2 separate regions of the Homo sapiens genome follow, and region 1 is linked to region 2. Evidence: chromatin loops called from intact Hi-C (ENCODE). Cell type or tissue: Caco-2. All regions are shown on one strand. Each heading gives the region's core, and the rest is flanking DNA. Links, peaks and the distances in the headings are about the cores only.

Region 1 (6,143 bases), core at 591-5,590, 100 kb after region 2:
AGAAACTACCATCAGAGTGAATAGGCAACATACAGAATGGGAGAAAATTTTTGCAACCTACTCATCTGACAAAGGGCTAATATCCAGAATCTACAAAGAACTCAAACACATTTACATGAAAAAAACAAACAACCCCATCAAAAAGTGGGTGAAGGATATGAACAGACACTTCTCAAAAGAAGACGTTTATGCAGCTAAAAGACACATGAAAAAATGCTCATCATCACTGGTCATCAGAGTGTCCTTTTTCTGTACCCAGAGTCAATCCAGGATACCACGATGCATTTAGTTGTCACATTTTTATGGTATCCCCTGGTCTGTGACAGTTTCTCATTCTTTTCTTGCTTTCTGTGACCTTGATAATTTTGAAGAGAGAAGTGCAGATATTTTATAGAATATTTTTCAATATGGGTTTGTCTGTTGTTTTTCTCATGATTATATTGGGGTTATGAGTATGAGGGCCACATACCACAGAGGTAATATGCCTTTCTCAGCGTGTCATATTAGTGTGTATATGGTATCAAGATGAATGCTCATTGGTGATGTTAATCTTGATCACTCCCTTTAGCTAGTGTTTTCTGGGTTTCTCCACTATAAGTTTATGTTTTTTGCCTTTTCATACTCAGTAAGCTAGTCACTAAATCCAGCTCTCACCCTTAAAGCAGGGGGTGGTTAATTCCACCTCCTGGAAAGGTATGTATGTAGTGTCTACAAGTATTATTTAGAATTTTTCCTCATGTAAGATTTGTCTTTTTTCCTCCATGTATTTATTCACTCATTTATTTATATCAGTATGGACTCATGTATATTTTATACTTTGTGCTATAATCTAATTCTATGTTTTATATTTTGTTGTTAAAACGTTTCAGCTTTGGCCATTGTAGCTCTTCCAGGTTAGTTCCTTTTACATAAACTATCCTTTTAAAAAATATTTTTATTTTTAAATATTTTTAGCACTTCCTTACTTTCTGACACTACAGAATGCTCCTAGGCTCGTCTTGTATACCCCGTATTCCAGACATAGAATCGGCCCCAGTTCCATTGTTGGAGAATGGTATTAGAAACCAAGATCCAGGTGCTGGGTGTAAAAGCAGTAATGTTTGTATAATGGGAATACGCCAGCTTGAAGGAGAGCAAGGCATCAGCTTTGTAGTGGAAGAAAGAGGAGAGAACTAAGGGAGTGGGTTAGGTGGTAACTGAGGATTGAATGAGGTGCCAAAGCTGGAGCTGAAACATGGCACTACTGGGTTGCCCGTGTGGAACCCTGTACTTAAATGTTCATGGCAGCACAACATGGACAGTTTAAATTGAGGATGAGACACTGGGGTAAATATATCACAAGCCAGCTTTGAAATTGAATATGATATGCAATTTAACTAGAAAAATTCAAACCTGATCTTTCAGACCCGCTTTTATTTGGATTCTCACAACTGAGTATTGTTTGATCCTGCTATCTTTTCACCGAGTTTTCTTTCTGTGGATGAAGACATCTCAAATAGGTACTCAAAATATAAATGAAGGTAATAATGATAATGATAACTAGGGAGTGCTATTATAAGCAATTCTGAAGCTCCTATTTGTGTTTATTACGAGTTTTAAGTTTTGTCCAGGCAGAGAAAAATTGGATGCCAGGCATGGGAGTAGCTGTGGTGGGGAGGTTGGAAGGGGAGGATGGTGTTGAAGTCACGGTACAGCAGGCAGAGAAAGCAATGCAATTCTGTTTTCTCTAAACCTCAAGTGCAGAGGCTGCTTATGCGGGAGACTGTAAAAGGGGAATCTGCTTAATAGGAGAGCAACGAGGTGGACGATCTTTGCTATTCTTATATTAATGTTTGTGTACCTCACAAAATACATTTTGAAAGTGCTGGCAGACTTTTTTTTTTTTTTTAGAATAAAAGCTGGAGAGTGCAGTTTTTTAGCTGCTGAAGATTCTGAGCTGTGCTGTAGATTAGCTAGACATTACAAAAAGCCCCTCCTGAGTCAGCTAAACAGTGAAATGAAGTTCCTCAAAGTTGGTTTAGCACTGGTGAGTAGCGTAATAACTGAGGAATGGTGGATTCAGTCAATTTAGAGGATAGGACAAATGTTTTGATTCCACCTTCAAAGTTACCTGGGGAACCTAAGAACTTGCTATAATTAACAATACATTGTCATACTTATAGAATCGCAGAAACCTTTTTCCTGGAGGAAAAAGATGGTATAGTTTGACTTAAACAAAAGTAAGTGGGATATTCCATGTGATCCATTAAACTTTATTTTTCTGTTTACCTCTCTCAGGGACAGCATGGCTATGTCACCCTAGCCCAGGGCTGGGATGTATCCTGCCTCTGCTATTAACTTGCTGTATGGATGTCTGCTTACTGTGCTTCTTATGAGCTAAATTGTGTGCCCCCAAAATCCCCCCAAATGTATATGTTGAAATCCTAACCCCCAGTACCTAAGAATTTAACTGTATTTTGAGACAGCATCATTAAAGAGGTAATTTAATTAAAATGAGGTCATTAGGTAGGCCCTAATCCCATTTGACTGTTGTGCTTATAAGAAAAAGACATTGGGACACAGGTATATACAGAGGGAAGATGATGTGAAAAGACATGGGGAGAAGACAGCCATTTACAAACCAAGGAGGCAGTCCTGGAATAGATCTTTCCCTCATAGCCCTCAGAAAGAGGCAATCTTGCTGACCCGTTGACCTCAGACTTCAAGCCTCCAGAACTGTGATAAGATAAATATCTGTTTTTTTTTTTAAGTCACCCAGTCTCTTGTGCTTTGTTATGGCATACCAAGTGCTATGTGAAAAAATCTCAGGAATCCTTTGTGAGAAAGAGAAAACTAATATTTGTTGAGAGTCAACATATAGAGAAACATAAATTTATTTTATAACGTTAATCTTCCCAAGTACCCATGAAATGGGCACTATCTTCGTTATATTGATGAAGAAACAGACAATTGGAGAGATTGGGTAATTCGTGTAAAACCAAAGAGCTGGTGGTGAATAGATTTCAACTGGGTCTCAACCTCTTCTAGCCCTTGCCATTTTTACTCTGTCACAGGAAAATAAAATACAACAAGCAACCCAAGCTCAACCCTTGCACTCCTACAGTGACTTTAATAAGGATATTCTTGCTTATTTAGGAGTCAGATAAAGCCCAAAGAAACTTTGATCTGGAAATAATTGAAACCTCTCGATGAGAGGAACCCCCTGGGTGACAAACCCTCTTAATAATCCATGAGTTACTTTGGTCTCTCACTAGATGGTGCTAGTGCCTATTTCTATGTCATAAGACAGTATGGTGCTAGGATCTCAAACCAACACTTTTGGTGCTCTGTCCATTATCTAATTTGGCTTATAATTTCTTTCTTATGGTTGTTCATGTTTCTGTACCTATAATAAAGAAGGGAGTCCTTAAAAGCACCAAAGTGAAAGTGTCATCCACCATATTGACATGGCAGGAAATATACACAATGACTACAGTGTGAATGATATTTTATCCAATGAGCATTAGACCCTTTTTATTCATGGAGAGGTATGGAATATACTAATTTGTGGTTGAACTCATAGAGAACAAAAAGAGTTAAAATTATTATATCTTTAGTTCTTCTAGAGATTGATTCTCTCTGGGGAGAAGCGTATAACTGCTCTCTGCCCTAGTTTTCTCATTTGTAAAATAGAAATAAAATGTGGGACACTTTGCTTCAAGGAGCACTCAGAAGATGAATGGGGTAGTGTCTCTTAAAATACTCCGTGGTTGTTGGAGAAATAGAGTTATATCCTTTTTGTAAATAGCACAAGAATGATGAGGCCCACAACTTGACTTTGACCCATCAATGCTTATTTGAATCTTCAAACCCCACTTGATCACAGATTACCCTGAAGGACTTTACTGCTGTTTTTTTGCCCAGTAAAATAAAAGATCATCCATATGATGGAAACTACCATTTGTGGGATGGATTAATGGGTGTGTTTCAGTTTCGCAGTGGAGAAATTTGTCCTGCTTTCCAGAAGTCATTTTATCTTTATTTTTCTCCAAGTTCAAGTGCTTTGGTATGGGTACCATTTGTGGCAAGGTTTCTAGATAGTCTCTTTAGTCACAGTCAACAGAGAAATTTTCCACTGTACTTTCTTTTCAACATTTTTTCTAGATATATTTAGAAAAGCACACTAGAAGGTACATTTGGGGATAAAAGGCCATGGATATTTCAGATTAAAATCAGAGTTTGGAGGTGTGAAATGCGCTATGGACTGAATTACATCCTCCTCAAATCTTTACATTAAAGTCCTAACCCCCAGTGTAACTAGGGCCGATAAGGAGGTAATTAAGGTTAAATAAGGTCATAGGATGAGGCCCTGATACAATAGGATTAGTGTCCTTATAAGAAGATACACCAAAGAGCTCTCTCCCACATCATGAGAACATGGCCAGATGTTTCCCCACCCCTGCCTACAAGCTAGGAACAGAGGCTTCACTGGAAACCGACCATGCTGCCAACCTCATCTGAGACTTCTGAGAGCCTCTGGAGAAAATAAGTGTCTGTTGTCTAAGACAACTAGTCTATGGTATTTTATTACGGTAGCCAGAGCATAGTAATACAAAATACCTCATAACTGTATGAAAGGGGTTGGCACACTTTTGCTGTGAAGGGTCGTATAAATTAAATATTTTAGGATTTGTGGGTTGTACAGCCTCTGTTACGTTTGCTCTGCTCTGAGATTCTGACACGAAAGTAGCCATAAAAATGAATGCAGTATGTAGAAAATGAATGTAGAAAAATGAATGAGGCCAGGTTCCAGTAAAACTTTGTTTATGAAAACAGACAGTGGGCCATATTTGGTCACAAGCTATGTAGTTTGCTGACTCTTATTCTAAGAAAACAGAAAAATAACTTAAAGTAGAAATATGCTGTTTTTTTCCTCAAAGGAAGAGTTCCATTATTATTAACCAACAAAAAAATGACAATCAGTTGTCTTTTCCACTTTTAAAAAAGTTGTAATGTGTGATTCCCATTAGTAATAATAATATAGCTGCTTTCAGGCTAGAGGTACATGGACTAATGGTTATTTCTAAAGCAAAGCCACATAAATTTTGAATCTCTTAATTTAAAATTTTTCCTAATCCAATGAAAATAATTTCTTTGGTGCTTTATTTTTTCCTGTATGAAATATTCAACAGAAAATTACACACAAACACACAAGTAAGCTGTCTTTCTTTGTTATACATAGCAAGTTTGTTGCCTAGCCCTTTTGTGTCTCCTTATGTGCCAATTCCAGCAGTTACCCTTCATCCCCCTTCTTCCCAGTGTGGCCAAGTTCTTAGCTCGGTTTCTCCTTTTCCTATTCATGGACTGTGATTATTTGAAAATGTTGCCTCGTTGGCCTCCATGACTGTACGATGGCTGTCAAAGTGTTCTACTGGATTGTTCTGCAACAACCACAACCATTGGTCACGGGGTGCTTATTATGTCTCAGGAATGAGGCCAACTATTTTCAAAATATAATCTCATTTAATTATTATAACATTTCTATAAGATAGGTATTATTATGTCCATTTTGTAGATGAAGACACTGAAGTACAGGGTAGTTAAGTAAAGGGACCGTAATCGAATAATCGGCAAGTAAGTAGCGGAACTTGGTTTGGAACCCAAAGTGTCTGTATTCAGAACCTGTGTTTTGATTCATTTTTCTTTGGACTTTCTGTAACGCATGCTTTCAAAATGCTCTTTTTCTTTTCTTATATCCTCATAATCCAAAAATTATAAGACACATAGAACTCCCACTCCTCCAAAAAAGCTGTGAACACTAGAGATAGGATGTATTAAGTGTTATCTTAATAAAGAGAATCTGGGTAATTTTTAAATACATTGCAGAAACTATTTTCTTGTAAAACGTTGTTTTTTTTTTTTTTTAGATCCTTTCATGTACCATCTTAGTGCCTTGTTCTCCACTGAGTTAAATATGGGTTACTCAACTCTGTGTCATTGTGTTTTTGTCTATGTCTTTCATTAAGATCTTCAGCCTCGAGACAATAGGGATGGTTTAGCTTTCTCTTAACTATAAGGGAACATGCTACCATCTAGGAAAATGGAAAGAGTGTGGGCCTCTATGTTAGGCAGAATTTGTGTTAACCTTTGATGTGCTTCACATG
Region 2 (6,143 bases), core at 563-5,562:
CAAATAACATAAGACAATCATGAGTATAATTAGCAACATTCTTTTCCAGTCAAAGAGTGACCCCCAGGAGCAGGGGTCTAACCAGGAGAGATGATCTTGCCTGCTCTTCCATATGGCTGTTTGTTGGGTGTGTAGATGTATCGTGTGAAGGGATTCTAAAATTTCAGTTGTAAGTTGCTTTACGTCTGCTGTTAAGTTGTAATGAAAGGTTCCCCAGGGGTATTGTTTCACCTCATCCCAACTATGCATTGATCGATTCCATGGTAGAGAACTGACATAGATATGTTTATGCTCCCAGTCGCAGTTTAATTGTTGACAGAATGCCAGTGCATCTTGTCACTCCCCCACATATTCCAAGACAGCCTCAAGGGCTTGCAGACTTGCAGGAATCTTTTGATCTGTACCCTGCTGTAAGAGAAGTTCATTAGACACATTTTTGGCCAAATTATCTACAAAAACAGCATTTGTACTGTTTCAGTAATAGATGCTACAGCCACACTAGCAGTTGCTAGGATAACTATGGCTGAGACTATAAAGGCTGTAAGTGTGCCTATGAATCTTTTGGGTCTGACCTGGGATAGGGTACATTCTAAGGTGGCAAGGGCAGAGGAACCTTGCCAGTCGTGTGTCAAATTGACTGATAGGAATGCCTCAGATTGTCTCCTTAATACCATGGCACTAGTAATATTTAAATTAGATATATTATAATTAGTGATACATGAGACAAACCAAGCCTGTTCCTGCACCTGGGTCACAAATGCAGAGTTTTGGGTGTAATGGAAATATTAGTTCCCATAAGGAAAACATATGGATGGGTAGTGCAAATTAGGCACTGATCAGTGTGATTATGAATAAAGGTTATAGTATAGTTGTTACTGGAATTATGATATGTCCCATGCCAGGTGTCAAAGGAAGTACTAAGATGTCCCAGTCACCATAAAGTGTCTTGAAGTGGGATGGACTTTACTTGGGGTCTGGGATATCCCATCCCCCCATTGGCCCAAATCACAGGGGGATGGAACAAGGCTATGAAACTGTGATTGATGCCATGATGGATGTGGACATCAGTAAGGCTGTCCTGCAAATGGCCATGAGGGTTCCAGTCTAAGGTGTTATAATTGCCTAACTGGAGGCTACAGGCTTGTCCCCTGTGACAGACCTCCCAGCTAAAGTGGAATTCATTACTTTCCTGGCTTTGTTCTTTAGCACAGGAAGGAATGTTTGGGAAAGCAACATTGATTGAATTACCCGGTTTGAGGCTACCTGCAGCTAAGACTGTTAAGGCATTTCTTTTGCCATGATGTAGCCATAATTGTGTTTGAGCAGGTACACAGTAAGGGTTAGAACCTTTATAACTTAACGCATAGTGGGAGGATATTGGAGTGATACTTATTGTTATCTGGCATCTTAGTCCAATGTGTGCCATTAATGAGGGACCCCACTGGGGGTAAATCTATCCCTCCTAGCCAAGCAGTCACGTTATTAAAGCCTGGGAAGGGGGTGTCTGCCTAGGTGACAGGACTAAAGAAAGGCGGATCTAAGATATGAGCCCAATAGAGTGTAGCAGGTACAGGTTGCAGACAAAGCAAGGGCCTAAAAAGGAGCAATACCCTATGTGAATTGCAATGTACAACAGACAGCATAGCAAGGAACAAATTATCTGAAGTGAATGGTGTCTGTGTCTGGAGCGGGATTCATTCAGCCTCCTGAGTTGTCCTCTTCAGCATACCCCAGGTAATGTCCGGGGCTTTTGTCGTCCACAGAAGCCACATCGTCCAGGGCTGTGGGTCCTGTAAGGTCAGTTCCTTCATTTCTGGTACCGGGTTGGGTCCTAGCCATGCCATGGTATGGTTTGATGCATCATGCTGGAATCTAAAGAGGACCTGAGGGGGTGTGGACAGAAGTGTACCCTCTTCCCCAAGTTAGTAATTCATTTGGACCACACCATATATTACTGTTTACATCTTTCCATAAAACTGCAGGTTTTATGTCTTGAGAGGTTTTAGCAAAGTGCTTTTCTACAGCTGATTGAAATTTGTCATCTAAATTTTAAAAATTAAGGGTAAATAAGGCTTGTGCTAGTAGCGTTGCAGGGTCTTTACCCATACTCCCCCTCTTCTGTTTTTTGAGCATATTTTTAAGGGTGGAGTGGGCACGTTCTACTATGGCCTGTCCTTGGGGGTCATATGGGATGCCTGTGGAATGTTGGATATCCCATGTGTGACAAAATTGTTGAAATTGTGAGCTGACATAAACTGGACCGTTATCAGTTTTAATTTTTGTGGGCCATCCCATAAATGCAAAAGTTAAAAGATGTTTAATGACATATTGGGTGGAATCTCCAGGCAAAGCATGGGCACTAATTGAGAATTGGTATCAATGGATACACGTACGTATCTAAGTTTTCCAAATTCGGGGATGTGTGTAACATCTGTTTACCGTAACTGATTAGGTTCTAGTCCTCTAGGGTTAACACGTGTTGAAGGTGGGGATGCGCCTGTGAGCTGGCAATCTGGGCATTGCAGGATAATTTGTTTAGCTAGTCTCTGGGTGAGTTGAAATTGTTTAGATAAGTTTCTCTAATTTTGGTGTAAAAATTGATGTGATTGGGTGGCTTGGTCAAGCAGTGATGTCATAACCTGAAGGTCTGCTTGATCATTGCCGTAAGCCAATAGGCCAGGCAGTGAACTCTGGGCTCAAAAATGTGTGATAAAAATAGGATGTATACACTGATCTAGCAATTGCTGAAGTCTAAGAAAAAGAGCACACAGGGTGGGCTCCAGAGTGGACTTAATTAGGGCTGTTGCAAGGTTCTGCAATAAATAGAGTAGGCATAGTCGCTAACAATATTGATGGGCTGAGCCGAAAAAGTTTCCAAGGCCAATATCAGGGCCCCAGTCTCAGCTCTTTGAGTGCTAGTAAATCCAGATCAAGTGAGTGAATTATGTAGTCTCCAAAAGACTGCCGCCTTTCCATGTTTACCAGATCCATCAGTAAACAGTGTTAAAGCATTAGGTATGGGGGAGTGAACTGTTTGTGTAGGCAAGATCACAGGAGTACAAGATAAGAAATGAAGGAGTTTGTCAGCGGGAAGGACATGCTCTATTTGTTCTGTGTAATCAGAGAGTGCTATTTGCAAGTCCATCGATAAGGGCAATACTGCTTCTAACTGCTTTTTACTTAAAGGAATCCTGATGATATTAGGATCATAACCTAGCAACTGACTGCATCATTTGCAGCCTGAATAGATGACTTTACTAAGTAACTGGATATAGGGAACTAGTGTTTTAGTCCTGGTATGTGAGCAAAAACAAAAAAACCATTCTAGAAAGTGCAGTCCTGGGGTCTGTGGTTAACCCTGTAGGGGAGTGTTTGGTGGGAAAGATAAACATTTGAATTGAGTAGCCTGGATCTATGCTATCTAGGTGCCTCTGAGAGATGGTTTATTCTATTTCCTCAATTTCCCTTTTGCTGCAGGGGTTAAATATCTGGGAGAATCTAGGGCTGTATTGCCCTTTAAGATAGAAAACAGGTTTTGCAGCTTATCCGTAGATATACCCAGAGTAGGGCAGAGCTAGTTGATATCACCTAGTAATTTCTGATCATCATTTAAGGTGTGTAAGTTTCTAATATTTAATTTAACATTTTGAGATCTTACTGACTGGGAAGTTAGTATGTACCCACGATATTTCCAAGGAGAAGACATCTATACTTTCTCGGGTGCAATGATTAAACCTTTTAGCTATGTATTCTTTATGACAGAGGTAAATACATTTAAAAGCATTGGCTCCATTGGGGCTGCTAGTAGAATATCATCCATAAATGAATAACCTTGCAATCAGGAAATTCTTTTCTACTGGGTAGCAAAGCTTGATTTACATGATACTGACACATGGTAGGACTATTTAGCATTCCTTGAGGAAGCACTTTCCAATGAAATTGACAAGCTGGCCTTTCATTATTGATAGCTGGTATTGTAAACGCAAATTTTTCTCTGTCCTGTTCTGCTAAGGGAATCATATAAAAACAGTCCTTCAAGGACAGAAAACCAAACACTGTATGTTCTCACTTACAAGTGGGAGTTGAACAATGAGATCACTTGGACACAGGGCGGGGAACATCACACACCAGGGCCTCTTGGGTTATGGAGGGCTGGGGGAGGGATAGCATTAGAAGAAATACCTAATGTAAATGACGAGTTGATGGGTGCAGTAAACCAACGTGGCACATGTATACCTATGTGTCAAACCATGTTGTGCACATGTACCCTAGAACTTAAAGTATAACGAATATATATATATATATATATATATATATATAAATATAAAACAGTCCTTTAAGTCAATAATGATTGTAGGCCAATCTTGAGTAATCACCATGGGGGAAAGGAGCCCCTGCTGAAGGGGTCCCATATGTTGCAAATTGACATTAACAGCACGTAAGTCATGCAAAAGTCTCCATTTCCCAGACTTTTTGGGAATGAGGAAAATGGGCGAATTCCAAGGACTATTAGATGGTTCCACATGTCCAGCTTTTAATTGCTCTTCAACTAATTCATGGACCCTCTGTAATTTCTCTCCCTTCAGAGGCCACTGTTCTACCCAAATAGGATCTTGAGAGAGCCACATCGGGGTAGGGGAAGAATAATAACAGTGGCCCTTGTTAGAAAGGGGTCTGCAGAGTGACCCCCATTGGGCTAATGGGTCCCATCCCCAAAGATTAACAGGGATGGGCATGATTAGAGGTTGCATAATTGCCTTTCTTCCTTCTGAATTGCAACATGTTAGGGGGCACGTTCTCTGCTTGGCTGTGTGCACTTCCCCAATGCCGACAATTTTTTGTTTCTGAGTGACCCAAGCCCAAGTTTCTGGCCAGTTTTGATCACTAATAATTGAAATGTCCGCCCTTGTGTCCAATAAGCCAGTAAAATTCTTATTTCTAATTTCTAAGGTAATCATGGGTCTCTGGTCAGTGATTAATTGATTCCAATATACTCCTGTGTCTCCTGTGCTTCCCAAACTTCCCTTCCCCTTTCCTTTCTGTGGGCTTTGGGGACCTAGTATGGTAAAATCAGTAACTGAGCTGTCTTTGATCGAGGGGGAAGAATATGCAGACCTTTACATTCCATCTTAACCTATATCTCACCTTGGTAATCACTATCAATTACCCCAGTGAGCACATTAATTCCTTTACCAGATAAGCTAGACCACCCTAGGACTAATCCCACTGTTCCCAGAGGCAGTGGGCCCCAGATCCCAGTTGTAACCCTTTTAGGGTCTTCTTCTTTAAGCACTAATTCACTGGGGCAGAGTAAGTCCAGTCCTGCATTCCCAGTGGTGCCTGCTCTGAGAGAGAGGACTGTGGACTTTCCATCTGACCAAGGAAAGCTGCTGGCGTTGCCCATTTGTAGCGGGGCCTCATGAAGTTTCCTACCTGGTTACTTATGGGGTTTCCGTTTTTTTCAAATTTTGACCTGCATTGATTTGCCTAATGTTTCCCCTTTTTACATTGGGGGCATATAGAAGGGGGTTCTTTCCTGAGTTACTTTGGTCTCTACTATGGGGGCATTCCTTGTTCATATGACCTGGCTTTCCGCATAGGAAATAATTTTGGCTTCTCTCCCTTTTTACTTTAGGAGCCCTTAATGCCATAGCCAATATTTTGGCTTTGTGTGTCTCAGTTCCCACCAGCTGACATGGTTGTATAAGTTCCCTGACTGTGGCTGCCTTTCCTCTGATTGCCTGCATTGCTTGCTGGCGATCCACATTAGCATTTTCAAAAGCCAGTTGCACCAATAAGATATCAGTGGCCTGGGCGTGACTAATTTGTCTCTTATTTGCTTTGGTTTACCGATTGATAAACTCAACACATGGCTCCTGAGGCCCCTGTCGAACATTTATAAAAGATCCCTGTTGAACTCCGCTTTTGGGAATTCAGTCCCAAGCCCTGAGAGCACACAAAGACACTTGAGCATAGGCCTGGGGATCAAAATCTAGTTGTTGTTGTACATCAGCATGGGGACCCCTCCCCTGGAGCATAGCAGCTGTTATGTCTTGCCTGTCTGCCTGATTCTGGTTGGCTTGTTGTTCACACAACTCATCATATTCTGCCTTCCAAAGGAGGTATTGGCTAGGGTCCAAAGT

What was found. Peaks named below come from ENCODE experiments on the same cell type or tissue, not always from the same donor. Only the 100,000 strongest peaks of a DNase experiment are listed, where the experiment ranks them.
Region 1: a loop joins it to region 2, with 5 times the contacts of the local background. A loop is called at or near these places in 1 of 110 quality-filtered maps.

The regions. Positions count from the first base shown.
Region 1 is chr14:80,361,587-80,367,729 of GRCh38, reverse strand. The region is part of intron 3 of DIO2-AS1 (DIO2 antisense RNA 1); the gene reads right to left. Among named protein-coding and RNA genes, the nearest start is that of DIO2, 150 kb to the right of the region's middle. In Caco-2, for the core only: no CTCF peak of the experiment used is centred there; a DNase peak (open chromatin) is centred at 2,659.
Region 2 is chr14:80,465,707-80,471,849 of GRCh38, reverse strand. No RefSeq gene overlaps it. Among named protein-coding and RNA genes, the nearest start is that of DIO2, 260 kb to the right of the region's middle. In Caco-2, for the core only: no CTCF peak of the experiment used is centred there; a DNase peak (open chromatin) is centred at 3,019.